Linked DNA regions of Homo sapiens: regions 2 and 3 are each linked to region 1. The links are chromatin contacts, found by Hi-C or POLR2A ChIA-PET in ENCODE. All regions are on one chromosome and are shown on one strand. Each heading gives the region's core, a stretch centred on a gene start or an enhancer-like site at or near the end of the contact. The rest is flanking DNA. Distances are from core to core; before and after follow the strand shown. Region 1 holds the start of FUT2 (fucosyltransferase 2 (H blood group)). Region 2 holds the start of CA11 (carbonic anhydrase 11). Region 3 holds the start of RASIP1 (Ras interacting protein 1).

Region 1 (4,828 bases), core at 2,156-4,655:
CGTGATCTCAGCTCACTGCAACCTCCACCTCCCAGGTTCAAGCAATTCTCATGCCTCAGCTTCCCGAGTAGCTGGGACTACAGGTGTGCACCACCACACCCAGGTAATTTTTGTATTTTTAGTAGAGACTGGGTTACAGCATGTTAGCCAGGCTGGTCTCGAACTCCCGGTCTCAAGCAATCTGCCTGCCTCAGCTTCCCAAAGTGCTGAGATTACAGGCGTGAACAACTGTGCCCAGATTTATTTTTTAATTTTTCAGAGGCAGGGTCTTTCTCTGTCACTCAGGCTGGAGTGCAGCGTCAGGATCATAGCTGACGCTGGACCTCCTGGGCTCCTCTTGCCTCAGCCTCTCAAGTAGCTGGGACTACAGACATGTGCCACCATGTCTGGCTAATTTTCTTTATTTTTTGTAGAGAGACAAGGTCTTGCTATGTTGCCCAGGCTGGTCTTTAACTTCTGGCTTCAAGCTATGCTCCTGCCTCAGCCTCCTGAGTAGCTGAGATTACAGGTGCATGCCTCCATGCCTGGCCACCACGGCCAATTTCAAGCTACCAATATGAGATCATTGAACATGCAATTGGAAAGAAATGCACAGTATTACATTGTTCTATAGCAAGCCTATTACACAGACATAATAAATGTAAATAGGCCAGGCAAGATGGTTCATACCTGTAATCCCAGCACTTTGGGAGGCTGAGGCAGGAGGATCGCTTTGAGCTCAGGAGTTCGAGGCCAGCCTGGGTAACATAGTGAGACCCCATCTCTACAAAAAAACACAAAATTAACTGAGTGTGGTGACGGGCACCTGTAGTCCCAGCTACTCAGGAGGCCAAGGCAGGAGACTCATTTGAGCCCAGGAGGCGGAGGTTGCAGTGAGCACATACATTGATTGGCACACAGATTGGCAGATACTAACATACAGTGTGTTTTTTTCTCCAGAGAACTGGCTGGTAAGTGTTTACCATAGTAAGAAGACTTACTATAGAACAATGTATTACTGTGCGTTTCTTTCCAATTCCATGTTCAATGATCTCTTATTGGTAGCTTGAAATTGGCCGTGGTGGCCAAGCATGGGGGCGTGCACCAGTAAGGGAAAGCTGAAATGGAAAACAGAGGGTTTAGGGCAACAGTCCTGAATTCCGGAGTGCTGTCCCCCTGGGGGAGTTATGGGAATCTGTGGGGGTTGTTTTTAGTTGTCACAGTGGAGGTCCTAGGATGCTACCACAGCGTTTACGCGGCTGGGGTCAGCGACAATAAAAGTTACGCAATGAAGGTTTGTCCTGCATTCTCAGGACTTTGTTTTATTTTTGAGACAGAGTCTTGCTCTGTCACCCAGGCTGGAGTGCAGTGGTACCATCTCGGCTCACTGCAACCTCTGCCTCCCAGGTTCAAGGAATTCTCCTCCCCTAGCCTCCTGAGTAGCTGGGATTACAGGCGTGCACCACCATGCCCAGCTAATTTTGTATTTTTAGTAGAGATGGAGTTTCACTAAAAAAAAATGTTGGCTAGGCTGGTCTCAAACTCCTGACCTCAGGTGATCCTCCTGCCTCGGCCTCCCAAAGTGCTGGGATTGCAGGCATGAGCCACTGCGCCCAGGTCATTCCCATGACTTTGGAACATCTGTGGGACATTCATGGAGTTGGAAAGTCTAAGCCTCTGAGCCCCAAATCTGTTTTGCGTTTTTTTTTTTTTTTTTTTTTTGAGAGGGAGTCTTGCTCTGTCGCCCAGGCTGGAGTGCAGTGGTGTGACCTCGGCTCACTGCAAGCTCCGCCCCCGGGGTTCACGCCATTCTCCTGCCTCAGCCTCCCAAGTAGCTGGGACTACAGGCACCCACCACCACGCCCGGCTAATTTTTTTTTTATATATATTTTTAGTAGAGACGGGGTTTCACTGTATTAGCCAGGATGGTCTCAATCTCCTGACCTCGTGATCCGCCCGACTCAGCCTCCCAAAGTGCTGGGATTACAGGCGTGAGCCACCACACCTGGCCTGTTTTGCATATTTTATGACAGCTCACCTCCCCACTTCCCCGCCCCACCCTGTTTCTTTTTTCCTTGTCGCTGAATCACAGGGAAACAGGTCGTTTGTCCTGTGGACGGGCTCACATTCTGGACTGGGCTGATTGCTGCCTCATGGTGTCGTTTCACTGGGAACTTTGTCCTCCTGTTTTCTGCAAACTGGTGGTTAGAGTGGGAAGCTTGATCTGATTTTTTTGTTTGTTTGTTTGAAGGGAGCTCCGTAGCTGGTAGGTAGCCTCCTGCTGCTTAGCTGAAGCTGGGGAGTGGCTGCTGGTTTCTCTTTCCTCCTGTTAGGACTGCTGGGAGCTCTGGTGGTGCCTGCCTCTTCTCTCAGTAAAATTCCTCATCCATCTTTTTTTTTTTTGAGACAGAGTTTTGCTCTTGTTTCCCAGGCTGGAGTGCAATGGTGTAATCTCAGTTTACTGCAACCTCCGCCTCCCAAGTTCAAGCGATTCTCCTGCCTCAGCCTCCCAAGTAGCTGGGATTACAGGTGCATGCCACCACGCCCCACTGATTTTTGCATTTTTAGTAGAGACAGGGTTTCACCATGTTGGCCAGACTGGTCTCAAACTCCTGACCTCAGGTGATCCACCTGCCTCGGCCTCCCAAAGTGCTGGGATTACAGGCATGAGCCACTGTGCTGGGCCATGGCTAATTTCTGTATTCTTATAAGGACGGGGTTTCACCTTGTTGGCCAGGCTGGTCTCTGACTCCTGACCTCAGTTGATCCGCCTGCCTCGGCCTCCCAAAGTGCTAGAATTACAGGTGTGAGTCACCACACCGGGCCCATTTGTATTTAAAAATTTTTTTGAAATAGGCAGGGCGAGGTGGCTCACGTCTGTAATCCCAGCACTTTGGGAAGCTGAGGCAGGAGAATCCCTTGAACTTGTGAGGCGGCGGTTGCAGTGAGCTGAGATCACGCCATTGCACTCCAGCCTGGGCAACAAGAGCAAAACTCTCTCAAAAAGTAATACTACTAATAATTAATTAATAAATAAATATAAGACTCTGAGGGGACTCAGAGTCAGCGAGAGCCTGGCCTAGCAGGACTCTGTCCCCCGCCTCCATGCTGCCTTCCTGGAGGCCTTCCTGGCTGCCTGGAGGAGCGGAGCAGAGTGGGGGCCCCTTTCTGTTGGGGCATCACAACAGTTCCCCAAGGAAGACCCTCGGGGACCCGGATGGGGGATGCGACCTTGTCCTGCCTCTCTCCCCCACCCTTATGGCCAGGCTTGGGGTGCCTGGTGCAGGTGGAGGAGCTAAGGGTAGATAACAAGATGGACTTTGTGGCCGGCAATGGGGAGGGAGGAGGGGCTACGGGCTCACCTCCCTCCCGCAGCCCAGCCACACCTGCTCTGGAAAGCCCTGTAGCTCCTGGGCGGGGTTTGCCAGTCACCGATGCTGGAAGGGTTTCTTTGGCCCTGAGTGAAGAGAGACCCAGAGGGAACACTGAGGTGCCTGCCCAACCACTCTGTCCCGGTTTCCTTCAGCAGGACCAGGTGAGAGAAGGTGAGGGGGCTCCTCTCCCACCCTACAACACGCACACCTCTGCACACACGCCCAGGCGGAGAGCAGGGATTTGGGACGTGGACCTGTGTGCCCTCGTGGGTCCCTGGTGCCCTCTGGGAGGCACCCCCAACTCAGGACCTCCAGGAGAGGAGGGTCCCTCCCTCGGCAGCCAGGACCCCCCTCCCCAGCCAGCCGCCCTCCTTAGCTCCCTCCCCACTTCCTTCCAGGTGGATCTGTTTCTAGAGCTCCAACCACCAGCTCCCTCCCCTTCTCCACCCCGGGCCACCAGGTCCTTCCTTGTCTCCTTCCCCTCAGCAGTTTCTATGAACCACCCTGGCAGTAATGGTGCAGATGGCTCGCGCACAGCTGGTGGTGACCCGACTTTCCTGCCTCCACCCTGGGGCTCCTCAGAGGCTTCATGGAACCCAAACTGCTGGTCTCACCTCCGAGCCCTGCCGTCGCCCAGGGAGGGCGGCTCCGTCCCTCCTGCACTCCCTAATCCCGCTCTGAATCACCGCTTCTGTTCTGGGTCGGAGAATAAAGGTGGGGTTTCCAAGTGATGGCCCTACGTTATTGTCTGAAGCTCCCTTCTCCTCCCCAGGGTGGAAGTGATAATGCCGGGAATCCGGGAATCCCGGGGAGGTGCAGGAAGACAGCGAGCTCGAGGCAGTGGGGTGCGACTGAGCCGGATGTGCTGAGCTGCCCGGGGCACGGGGCGGTTGGGGTAGAGAAAGGCTTTCAGAGCTGGGGGACAGGACGGGGCCCCGGGTGAGCGGAGAGCTGGGTTATTTCACGGGAACAGCTGGTGACAAAGCCGGAGGGGTGTGCGGGGCCGGCGAGAGACTGGGATTGTGTCTTAAGAGGCATAGGGAGCCCTGAAGGGGCTGCGAGCTGGGAAGGGGCAGGGCCGGCGCTGGGTGTAGGGGACAGAGGGGAGAGGAGGAAGCCGGGCCGCAATAGAAAGACGTGGACGGGGCTGGACGTGGTGGCTGACGCCTGTAATCCCAGCACTTTGGGAGGCCGAGACAGGCGGATCACTTGAGGTCAGGAGTTCGAGACCAGTCTGGCCAACATGGAGAAACCCCGTCTCTACTAAAAATACAAAATTAGCCAGGCGTGGTGGTGCATGCCTGTAATCCCAGCTACTCGGGAGGCTGAGGCAGGAGAATCGTTTGAACCCGGGAGGCGGAGGTTGTGGTGAGCCGAGATTGTGCCATTGCACTCCAGCCTGGGGAACAAGAGCAAAACTCCGTCTCAAAAAAAAAAAAAAAAAAAAAAATCTCAGTAAGATAGACCAGGTGTGG
Region 2 (4,822 bases), core at 372-2,871, 50 kb before region 1:
GGCCCTGGGGGTGGGGTCGGAGTAGGAGGACAAGGAGTCAGAAATAGAGACTGGATCCCAGGGCTGGTATCTGCTGAGTGGGCTGTGGTCTGGACTCCCAGATCCCAGGGGAGGAGGGGCTAGGGACCTAGACTCCTGGGTCTGAGGGAGGACTGGGCTCAGATCCAGAATTCTGGGTCCTAGAAGAATCTTGGAATAGTTTCCAAGTTTAGCAGAGACGGGTTTCACCAAGTTGGCCAGGCTGGTCTTGAACTCCTGACCACAGGTAATCCACCCACCTCGGCCTCCTAAAGTGCTGGGATTTCAAGCGTGAGCCACCGCGCCCAGCCGATCAAACCCATCTTAAGCCACTGTAGATGGAACTACAACTCCCAGCAGGCCCCAGTGCTACCAGCCTACCCCTCTGCTGCCTACCTGCCCCAGAGCCCCGTGGGAGTTGTAGTTCTTTTTTTTAATCGCTCTTATCCCACAGCTGGATTATTATTAATGTGTTGGGGAGAGGAGCTGCAAGAGAAGGCTGGACAAGGTGGGGGACGGGGCCACCCAGCCTCTGGTTCCTAGCAGGAGCCAGGACCTTCCTCTCCCGGCAAACACACACATAATCTCCACCCCCACACTTTCCTTCCACTCACTCCCACTCACTACTTGAAATGCGCATGTATAATGTCCCATGGTGAGCCCCTGGGGTTCAGAAGCTGGCCCGACTCCTGAGGGACAGAGGAGGGGGCTGGGACTCCTGGTCCTGGGGGGGAGGAGGGAGCTGGGAACCCAGGTTCCTGAGTCTGAAGAAGGAGGCGCCGGGAGGGCCGGACTCCTGGGTCCCCGCCTTGGCGGCACCTGGCACGAAGTTTCCCTGGAGATTATCCTTGTAGCTCCACCAGTCCTCGGGGTCAGGTGCTGGTCCGATGTGAGCTGGGAAGAGAGCAGCCTGAATCCCTCTCCTTGGCATCCCCACCTCCACCCTCCCTCGGGGGCTCCTCCCGGGAACCCCAGGTCTTACCTGCTGCCCCCAGTGCAGCCCAGAGTACCAGCGCTCGAGGGGCGCTCAGACGAGCTGCAGCCCCCATCCCCAGGAGGCCTCCGAGGGACCCCTGCCCAACGCCCTGCCCCCCTCTCTCAGCTCCTCTGTCCCCTCCTTCTGGGACCCTGTCCCTCCAGGACTTCCAGCTTTCCTCTCCTCCCCACAGGGAGTCCCAGTTCCCCAAATGCCAAAGCAGCCAGGGACTGAGATCCGCCCTTCAAACCCACTCTTCTTCTCTCTCCCGTCTCTCTGTGTCTTTCCTCTTTCCTCTGCTCTTTTCCCGGAACCCTCCAGTCTCCCTCTAGCTCCTGATCTTCCTACTCCTCTCAGCCTTCTGCTGCCCCCAGGGCTACCTCTTGGTTCCTAACCCACACCTCCTCTCCGTTCTCTTTTCATTAAGCTCTCCCAAGCCACCTAACTCCAGGTCTCCATCCCGCATCTCCTCCTCCTCCTCCCTCTCTCCTTTCCAGCTCCTGCCTCTTCTCCCCTCTCTCCTTCTTCACCTCCTCCCGCCCTCCCTCAGTGTCGGCCTCCAGCTTCGTGCTCTCCCCACCTCCTCCTCTCCTGCCTCTTCTCCCTGTTTCAGTCTCTCTTCTCTCTTGTCCCTTCCTCCCTCCTCCCCCTCCCTCTCTCCTCTCCCGTGGTGTTATTTAATTTTGTTGTTGGGCTGGGGGAGCAGGTGATCTCATAGCGGCAAACACTCCTCGGGTTGGCTTGGGGTGGGATGTGCGAAAGGGCAGGATTCGGAAGGAGGTAGGGGGCTGGTCCTCGGCTCCCAGCCGCGCTGGGGCCACGCGGGCGGGGGTGGCCGGGACACCTGGGGCCGGGAGCAGGCTGTTTCCATCCTCCGCAGCAAGGGGAAGGGGGGGCGCTTAAGGTGGAGCTGGGAGTGGCTTCGGAAGTCTCCATGCTGGGGGCCGCCGGCCTTGGCGGATGCAGGGTCCCCCTGCTCGCTGGGACCCAGGTTGGAGCCGCCCCAGCGCCCGCAGCCCCCCTTCCCCGCCCCAGGGCTCCACTGGGTCTCTGCCTGGGGCTGCCTTAACGGGGCCGGGGGATCCCCTAGGAGCCTGAAGTGCAGTGAGGGCTGCTCGCCTGGAGGGGGAGGCAGAGACCTGGCGAGGGAGAGAGGGGCGGGGAGGAGGAGCCGGGAGGGCAGAGGCGGAGAGCGGGAGGTGAGGACCCACATCTGCGTAGGCTGGGGAGGGGAAGGGAGCCTGAGATGGATACGGAGAGGAAGGGCGGAGGGACAGAAGGTTAGAGAGGCAAGAACAAACCGCCAGGCAGGAGTGAGGAGGAGGGGGAGGAGGTGAAGGAGGAGGGGGAGGAGGGAGAGGAGGGGGAGGGAGAGGAGGGGGAGGAGGGAGAGGAGGAGGGGGAGGGAGAGAGGAAGGAATGAATGAGAGAGATACAGATAGAGGCAGAAAAGGAGATACAGAGACGCAGCGAGACAGACATGGAGACATAGAGACACACACTTAGAGATAGACAGAAACTCAGAGACCAAGCAGCAGATGGGGTGGGGAGAGACAAAAAGAGAGAAAGAGCGATCCAAAGACAGAGAGAGACACCACATTTTTGTATTTGGGGAGAAGAGATGGGGTCATGCTATGTTGCTCAGGCTAGTCTCAAACTCCTGTCCTCAAGGGATCCTCCCACCTTGGCCTCCCAAAGCATTGAGATTACAGGCATGAACAACCATACCCAGCCTCAGAGAGACCACATATTACTGTTGTTGTTGTTATTTATTATTTTTCACCCCGTCTAATGGTAGTGAAACTGCTCATTGTCTTCTTTTATTTTCTTTTTTGAGACAAGCCTTGCAATGTCACCCAGGCTGGAGAGCAGTGGTGCGATCATGGCTTGATCCAGCCTCGACCTCCTGGGCTTAAACACTCCTTCCACCTCAGCCTCCCAAATAGTTGGGACTACAGGCACATGCCACCATGCCAGGCTAATTTTTAAAAATTATTTTTTGTAGAGATGTAGTCTTGCTATGATGCCCAGGCTGGTCCGGAACCCCTGGGCTCAAGGGATCCTCCTGCCTTGGCCTCCCAAAGTGCTGGGATTACAGGTGTGAGCCACCTTGTCCAGCCTGACACCAAACATTAACGAGACAGAGAGACATAGAAAGAGACACACATACATCAGTACAGGTGGAGAGAGACACAGAGAGGGAGAGACATAGAAACACACACACAGACTGAGCATGGTGGCTCACACCTGTAATCCCAGAACTCTGGGAGGTCAAGGTGGATGGATCACTTGAGGCCAGGAGACTGAGACCAGCCCGGCCAACATGGCCAAATGCCATCTCTACTAAATACATAAAAACTTAGCCAGGCATGGTGGCTCACGCCTGTAATCCCAGCACTTAGGGTGGTCGAGGTGGGTGGATCACCTGAGGTCAGGAGTTCAAGACCAGCCTGACCAAAATGGTGCAACCCCGTTTCTACTAAAAAATACAAAAACTAGCTGAGCGTGGTGGCACACACCTATAATCCCGGCTACTCAGGAGGCTGAGACAGGAGAATCGCTTGAACCGGGTAGGTGGAGGCTACAGTGAGCCGAGATCCCAACAGTGCACTCCAGCCTGGGCAACAGAGTGAGACTCCATCTCAAAAAAAAAAAAAAAAAGAAAGAAAGAAAGAAACACACACACAGAGCTAGAGACAGAGACCTGGGAACAGGCACACACACATCTATAAATAGAGACACTCGTGCAGAGAAAGAGACATCAACAGAGAGGAACAGATGGACAGAGATAGAGAGACCCAGATAGAGGGAGAGAGGACCAGAAGCAGACCAACTGACATGATGGGAGAGACTACAAAGGAATCAGAAAGACAGAGGTATTCAGAGATAGCAAATTGGGATGGACATTCAAAGACCTAGAGATGGAGAGAGACACCCAGAAAGAAACCCAGAGAGTCAGGGGTGGAGAGAGACACGAAGAAAAAACACAAGAAGGAAAGGTACATACTAATAATTTATTGCTGGCGGGGCTTGGTGGTTCATGCCTGTAATCCCAGCACTTTGGGAGGCTGAGGAGGGAGGATCACTTGAGATCAAGAGTTTGAGACCAGCCTGGGCAACATAGTAAGACCTCGTCTCTATTTTTTATGAAAAAGAAAAAAACAGGCCGGGCACAGTGGCTCACACCTGTAATCCTAGCACTTTGGGAAGCTGAAGCGGGCGGATCACGAGGTCAGGAGATTGAGACCACGGTGAAACCCCATCTCTACTAAAAATACAAAAAATTAGCCGGGCGCGGTGGCGGGCGCCTGTAGTCCCAGCTCCTCGGGAGGCTGAGGCAGGAGAATGGCGTGAACCCGGGAGGTGGAGCTTGCAGTGAGCTGAGATCACGCCACTGCACTCCAGCCTGGGCGACAGAGCGAGACTCCGTCTCAAAAAAAAAAAAAAAAAAGAAAAAAGAAAAAGAAAAAAATAGTTGGGGAACGGCAGCTCACGCCTGTAATTCCAGCACTTTGGGAGGCCGAGGAAGGCAGATCACTTGAGGTCAGGAGTTTGAGACCAGCCTGACCAACGTGGTGAAACCCCGTCTTTACCAAAAATACAAAAATTAGGCTGGGCGCAGTGGCTCACGCCTGTAATCCCAGCACTTTGGGAGGCCAAGGCGGGCGGATCACAAGGTCAGGATTTCGAGACTGGCCTCACCAGCATGGTGAAACCGTGTCTCTGCTAAAAATACAAAAATTAGCTGGGCATGGTGGCACACGCCGAGATTGCGCCACTGCACTCCAGCCTGGGCGACAGAGTGAGACTCTGTCTCAAAAAAAAAAA
Region 3 (4,694 bases), core at 1,520-4,019, 45 kb after region 1:
CCATCTGCTCTGCATCGCTCCCAAGAACATTGTCCGTGCTTACTCTTCCGGCTCCTAGGTCTCCAATTCCTTTTTCTTTTTCTGGAGGACAGTTTTTTGTTTGTTTGTTTGTTTGTTTTTTCGAGACGAAGTCTCGCTCTGTCCCCCAGGCTGGAGTTCAGTGGCGCGATCTTGGCTCACTGCAGCCTCTGCCTCCTGGGTTCAAATTATTCTCATGTCTCGGCCTCCCGAGTAGCTGGGATTACAGGCATGCGTCACCACGCTCGGCTAATTTTTGTATTTTTAGAAGAGACAGGATTTCACCATGTTGGCCAGACTGGTCTCGAACTCCCAACCTCAGGTGATCCGCCCGCCTCAGCCTCTCAAAGTGCTGGGATTACAGGCGTGAGCCACCACGCCCGGCCAGGACTAGTTCTTTAATTCAAAAAGACCCTTGTCAATATTCAGTATCAAAACAGTTGCACTATTGATTTCTCTTTCTCCTAATTGGCCCCAAGAGACCACATCAAAGGAGAGTACAGTTTAAGCCATTAAGCTGCAGGATGTACACCTAACAGACCTCGCAGAAACCTTACCAGAAAGTGGGGATTGGTTAGAGAAAGGAACTTTCAAAGATCAGCAAATTGCTAGTGTCCTCTAACCTACCACACAGGGCGAATCCCTTAGGCCCCTGCGGACTCCTGCCCATTCCACTGGACTCCACAAACGCTCCTCAGGATCTACTACTCCGCAGACCCCGCTACACACCCCACCTCCTCCAAGGCAGTCTGAAATGCCTGCAGAAGGCCCTAACCCCAATTCGGAGCCACTTCAGGCCACTCCAAGCCACCACCAGCAACCAGCCCCCGTCCCGCCTAAGCCCCAAGCTTGGCCCCTGTAAAACTCCTGCTCAATCAACAAGCCCCACCCAACTCTCAGGCCCGCCCATCTGGCCGCCCCCGGCCCTGCTCTAGCTCTGCCTAGAGTCCAACACGCACCGTCCAGTCCCCTCCCAGTCCCCTCCCGCGGGCCCCGCCCCCAGCCAGCCCGCGAGTCCCACAAGCCCCGCCCAGGCCCCGCCCCACGGACCCCGCCTCTCTGGCACCGAGTCCCCGCCCCAGAGCCCCGCCCGCCGCTCACCTTCGCTGTCCGCGGCCCCGAAGGCCTCCTGCTCCAGGCGCCGCGCCTCCTCGCGGCCGCGCAACTCGAAGCGCCGCGCCCAGCCGGGCCGCGCCCGCCACAGCTCCTGCACCAGCAGCGGGCGCTCGGAGTCGCCCAGCACGCGCAGGTGCTCCGCCCGCCACTCGCCGCTTCCCACGCCCGCCGCCGCGGGCCGGCCCAGAGCGTCGCACAAAGCGAAGGCGTCCACGCAGCTGCTCTCGCCGGGGCCACCGCCGGGGCTGCCTGCTAGGCCGTAGCGCTCTAGCGCCTCGGCCACGAGCTCGCGCGCCGTGGAGCGCGCCGTGGCCAGCACGCTCTTGTAGTTGGCGCCCGATGCCAGTCCGGCGCCGAAGATCTTGAGGACCCCCGGAGGCGCCGTGGCGCGGGTAGCCAGCGGGGGCTCGGGGGCCACGCCCGCCGCCAGCTCCGGCAGCTTCTTCTCGCTGGCCCAGCGCTGCGCGCCCCCCGGGGTCCCAGGGCCTCCTGCGCCGCTGGACCCCGTGGTCCCGGTCCCCGAGCCCCGGAAGAGCTGGGAGATGCGCTTGGCGCGGCTACCGGAGGCTCCCCCGGCCGCCTTGACAGCGCCCACTCGCCGCAGCTCCACGTGCGGCGGGGGCGGAGGTAGCGGCTCGCTGCTGCGGCTCCCCGTGTCCGACGAAGAAGACCTGGGAGTCCGCCGGGGAACAGAGTCGCGGGAGAGAGACCCAGGACGACACGCCAAGACGGGGGTGGGGGCATATTAGGAGGGAAGTGGGCAGAGACCCAGAGGGAGGACAGGGACCCAGGGTGGATGGACGGGGCGGGGGTGAGGGTGGGGACAGACGCGAGGCAAAGAGAGAGAGAAAAAATAAATAAATAAAGGCAAGTCCCACAGTAGGAAATTCCAAGAGGTGAGCAGGGAGGGGAGGAAGGAAGGTGAATCAATCCCCCTGCTCCTTCTGTCCCCGTCCCCGTGCCCATCCGGCCTCACTCCACCTCCTAGCCTAGCTCTTACTCCCACCGCGCCCTGGTATCACTGTGCCCCACCGTCTCCCCCTGCCCACCAGCTCGTTTGCCCAATTCAGGATGAGGACCGGAGCCAACACTTTGCAGGGACTGGGCAGTGAACAGGGACAGATGGGAAGCAGGTGTGCAGGGGCAGGAGTCCTGCAGAGATGGCACTCACTTGACAGAGGCTGCGCTGGGCCAGCGCCGCCCCAGCTTCGCCAGCTGCTTCCTGGGGGAATTGATCCACAGGCCCACGGGGAGATGAAGCTTCCCGAAGCGGGGGCTTCCGCCCTCCTTCCGTTCACCAGACAGCATGGCCCTAAGGGAAGGCGGGTAAGGCCCCAACTCCTAAGGCATTCTTGTGGGGATGGGGTGGAGGGAACCTGGACTCCGAGTCAGAGGGAGGAGGGGGCTGGGGCTCAGACTTGCGAGTCCAGGGGGAGGAGAGGGATGGTACCCTGGATTCCTGGGTCCTGGGATGGAAGATGGCTGGGGGACTGAGTCTTGGGGCCCAGGGAGGAGGGGTTTGGGCTGCTGGGTCCCTGGCTCTTACCCTGCTTCGGGTCCGGCACACCCGGAGGCCCTGGCTCCACTGGCCTGGGTCAGTTCCACTGCTCTTGCCTCTGCCACGGCTCCCAGCACTGGGTGGGGGACAGGAAAAGGCAAGAGGAAACCCGGCAGGAAGAGCGGGGAGGGGGCGTCCTGTGAGGAGACCAGGCCTGGGGGAGGAGATCTGGGTAGGGTTGGCCCTGCCCCATTCCTTGATTCTGGAATTACATCGCAGTCAGTTGGTCCCCTCCAGGACCCAAGGGTCCCGGTTTTCTGCCCTTCCTCCCTCAGGCCGGAGCCCATCCCCAGACCTCTCCTCTCGGGGAACCAAAGGCTAGAATCAGTCCCGTCCCGGGGAGTGAGTCAGATGCTTAGACAACAAGATAAATCTTTATTGTTGCCTCGAATCTGTGGCCTTTTCTTTTGGGACCTGGGTTTGCTCGGCCGCTCCACTGCCAAGGCCAAACAGTGAGGATTTGATGAAATCGATCACCTTCCTTCGACGAAATATCCTAGGGGTGGGAGTGGGGTGCAGATCATGGAACCGGTTTGGGTACTAATTGTGTGGGGGACACCCCTCCCAACCTCCCCCTTTGTGACCTTATTCTAGCAATTACCTAAGCCTCGCCCTTCGAAGTCCTCCTATTCAAGCCCCCCGCACTCCATCCCCAGGAAAGTCCTGCTCTCAGGCCTCAGTAGCCCCCAGACCAGCTTCTGTGTTGGGTTCCTGGAAGCCCCGCCCCTTACTCCAAGCCAAGCCTGTCTTCTTCAATGGGTTGCTTACGCAAAGGTAAGGCCGGTTATCAGTGCTAGGGAGCCGCAGATCAGCAGCCCCAGAAGGCGGCTTGCCAGCATTTTCTCGGGCTGCAGAGGCTGGAGGCTTATGGACGACTCCGTGGTCGCCTCCCCCGGGGTTACGATATTTGGAGAAGGTTTTTCCTCCTTGATCATTTTGGGCAACACTGTTAGAGAAAGCGTAAAGAGCAGTCCTGGCAGGGCGTGGAGTTCCTGCCCTGGCAAAGACAAGCCCGTCCCAGTAGCCGGCCATCCCAGAGATAATCACGCCTTCAACAGTGTCAAGCCTGAACACACCCAAGGGAACCCCTGTCCTCGGGGCCAGAGGCCACGCCCCCGGCAGGAAGCCACACCCCGTGCCCCGAAACCACACCCAACAGGAAGTCACGCCCCCATCGCCAAGGCCACGCCCCCGCCGCGGACCCCAGCTTTCCTGGGCCCTGAATCCTACACTTCTCTCAGCCCCACAGCACTGACCTGTGACGTGAAAATTGATGATCGTGGCTGGGCTGGAATTCACAGAGCCCAGCTCGCAGCGGTAGCTGCCTGCATCCTCTGGACCCACCATGGGCTTGGTCAGGGTGGCCTCTTTCCCCTTGGACACCAAGGTCTCCGTATTGTTCCCCCAAACCTAGACCCAAGCTCAAGGGGTCACTGAGGCCTGAGGAATTCAGGGGTTGGGGGAGTACAGGGGTGAGAAGATCACAGGGCCTCAGTGTGGGAGGTGAGTGTCCAGGGTGTCACTGGTCAGGGCACGGGGTCCCCAGAGGTCTGTAGAGACCACACCTAATAGACCACCCTCCTGGGTCATGAGAATCGTGGGTGCAGGCCCATAGATCCAGAACACAAGTATTGTAGTCTAGGGAGTTCAAGGGTTACAGAAGTTGAGGCCCTCACCCTGTAAAAGCTGTAATCAGTGAGGCCTTCCGAAGCCTGATGCCAGTTTAACTCACAGTCCAGGATCATGTCTTCCATTTGAGGAACTTCCACATTCCGCTCTGGGGGTGGGGGATGACCATGGGACACTCATGATTCTGTTTTTGTTTTTGTTTTTGAGATGGAGACTCGCTCTGTCGCCCAGGCTGGAATGCATTGGCGCGATCTCGGCTCACTGCAACCTCCGCTTCCTGGGTTCAAGCGATTCTCTTGCCTCAGCCTCCTGAGTATCTGGGACTACAGGCGCTTGCCACCACGCCTGGCTAATTTTTGTATTTTTAGTAGAG

Evidence for each region. A loop is a pair of places that touch in the nucleus more often than their neighbours do. ChIA-PET counts read pairs that join two places held with the same protein, here RNA polymerase II (POLR2A). Pooled maps may share reads with other maps.
Region 2: a pooled map shows a loop between it and region 1 (2.6-fold over the local background). The contact joins the promoter of CA11 here to the promoter of FUT2 in region 1. A Hi-C loop is called at or near these places in 5 of 168 maps with a recorded cell type or tissue (Caco-2, HepG2, endothelial cell of umbilical vein and 2 more) and 1 of 50 pooled maps. POLR2A ChIA-PET finds 5 or more read pairs at or near these places in 15 of 52 experiments (A549, AG04450, CD8-positive, alpha-beta memory T cell and 10 more).
Region 3: a loop to region 1 is called in a map of Caco-2, with 8 times the contacts of the local background. The contact joins the promoter of RASIP1 here to the promoter of FUT2 in region 1. A Hi-C loop is called at or near these places in 2 of 168 maps with a recorded cell type or tissue (Caco-2 and naive thymus-derived CD4-positive, alpha-beta T cell). POLR2A ChIA-PET finds 5 or more read pairs at or near these places in 16 of 52 experiments (A673, AG04450, B cell and 11 more).

The regions. Positions count from the first base shown.
Region 1 is chr19:48,692,566-48,697,393 of GRCh38, forward strand. It overlaps FUT2 (fucosyltransferase 2 (H blood group)), which reads left to right and starts at 3,406. Exons shown (of 2, transcript NM_000511.6): 1 at 3,406-3,524. RefSeq lists enhancers at 2,677-3,240, 3,805-4,368.
Region 2 is chr19:48,644,566-48,649,387 of GRCh38, forward strand. CA11 (carbonic anhydrase 11) reads right to left here and starts at 1,622. Exons shown (of 9, transcript NM_001217.5): 1 at 1,001-1,622; 2 at 838-912; 3 at 1-4. The coding sequence starts at 1,067. It also overlaps the pseudogene SEC1P. RefSeq lists enhancers at 1-251, 252-952, 953-1,653 and silencers at 1,611-1,800, 1,831-2,240.
Region 3 is chr19:48,737,841-48,742,534 of GRCh38, forward strand. RASIP1 (Ras interacting protein 1) reads right to left here and starts at 2,770. Exons shown (of 12, transcript NM_017805.3): 1 at 2,681-2,770; 2 at 2,306-2,446; 3 at 1,120-1,805. The coding sequence starts at 2,442. IZUMO1 (izumo sperm-oocyte fusion 1) reads right to left here. Exons shown (of 10, transcript NM_182575.3): 7 at 4,369-4,469; 8 at 3,949-4,102; 9 at 3,461-3,638; 10 at 3,012-3,188. The coding sequence ends at 3,068. RefSeq lists a silencer at 986-1,505, an enhancer at 1,023-1,562 and a cis regulatory region at 2,623-4,048.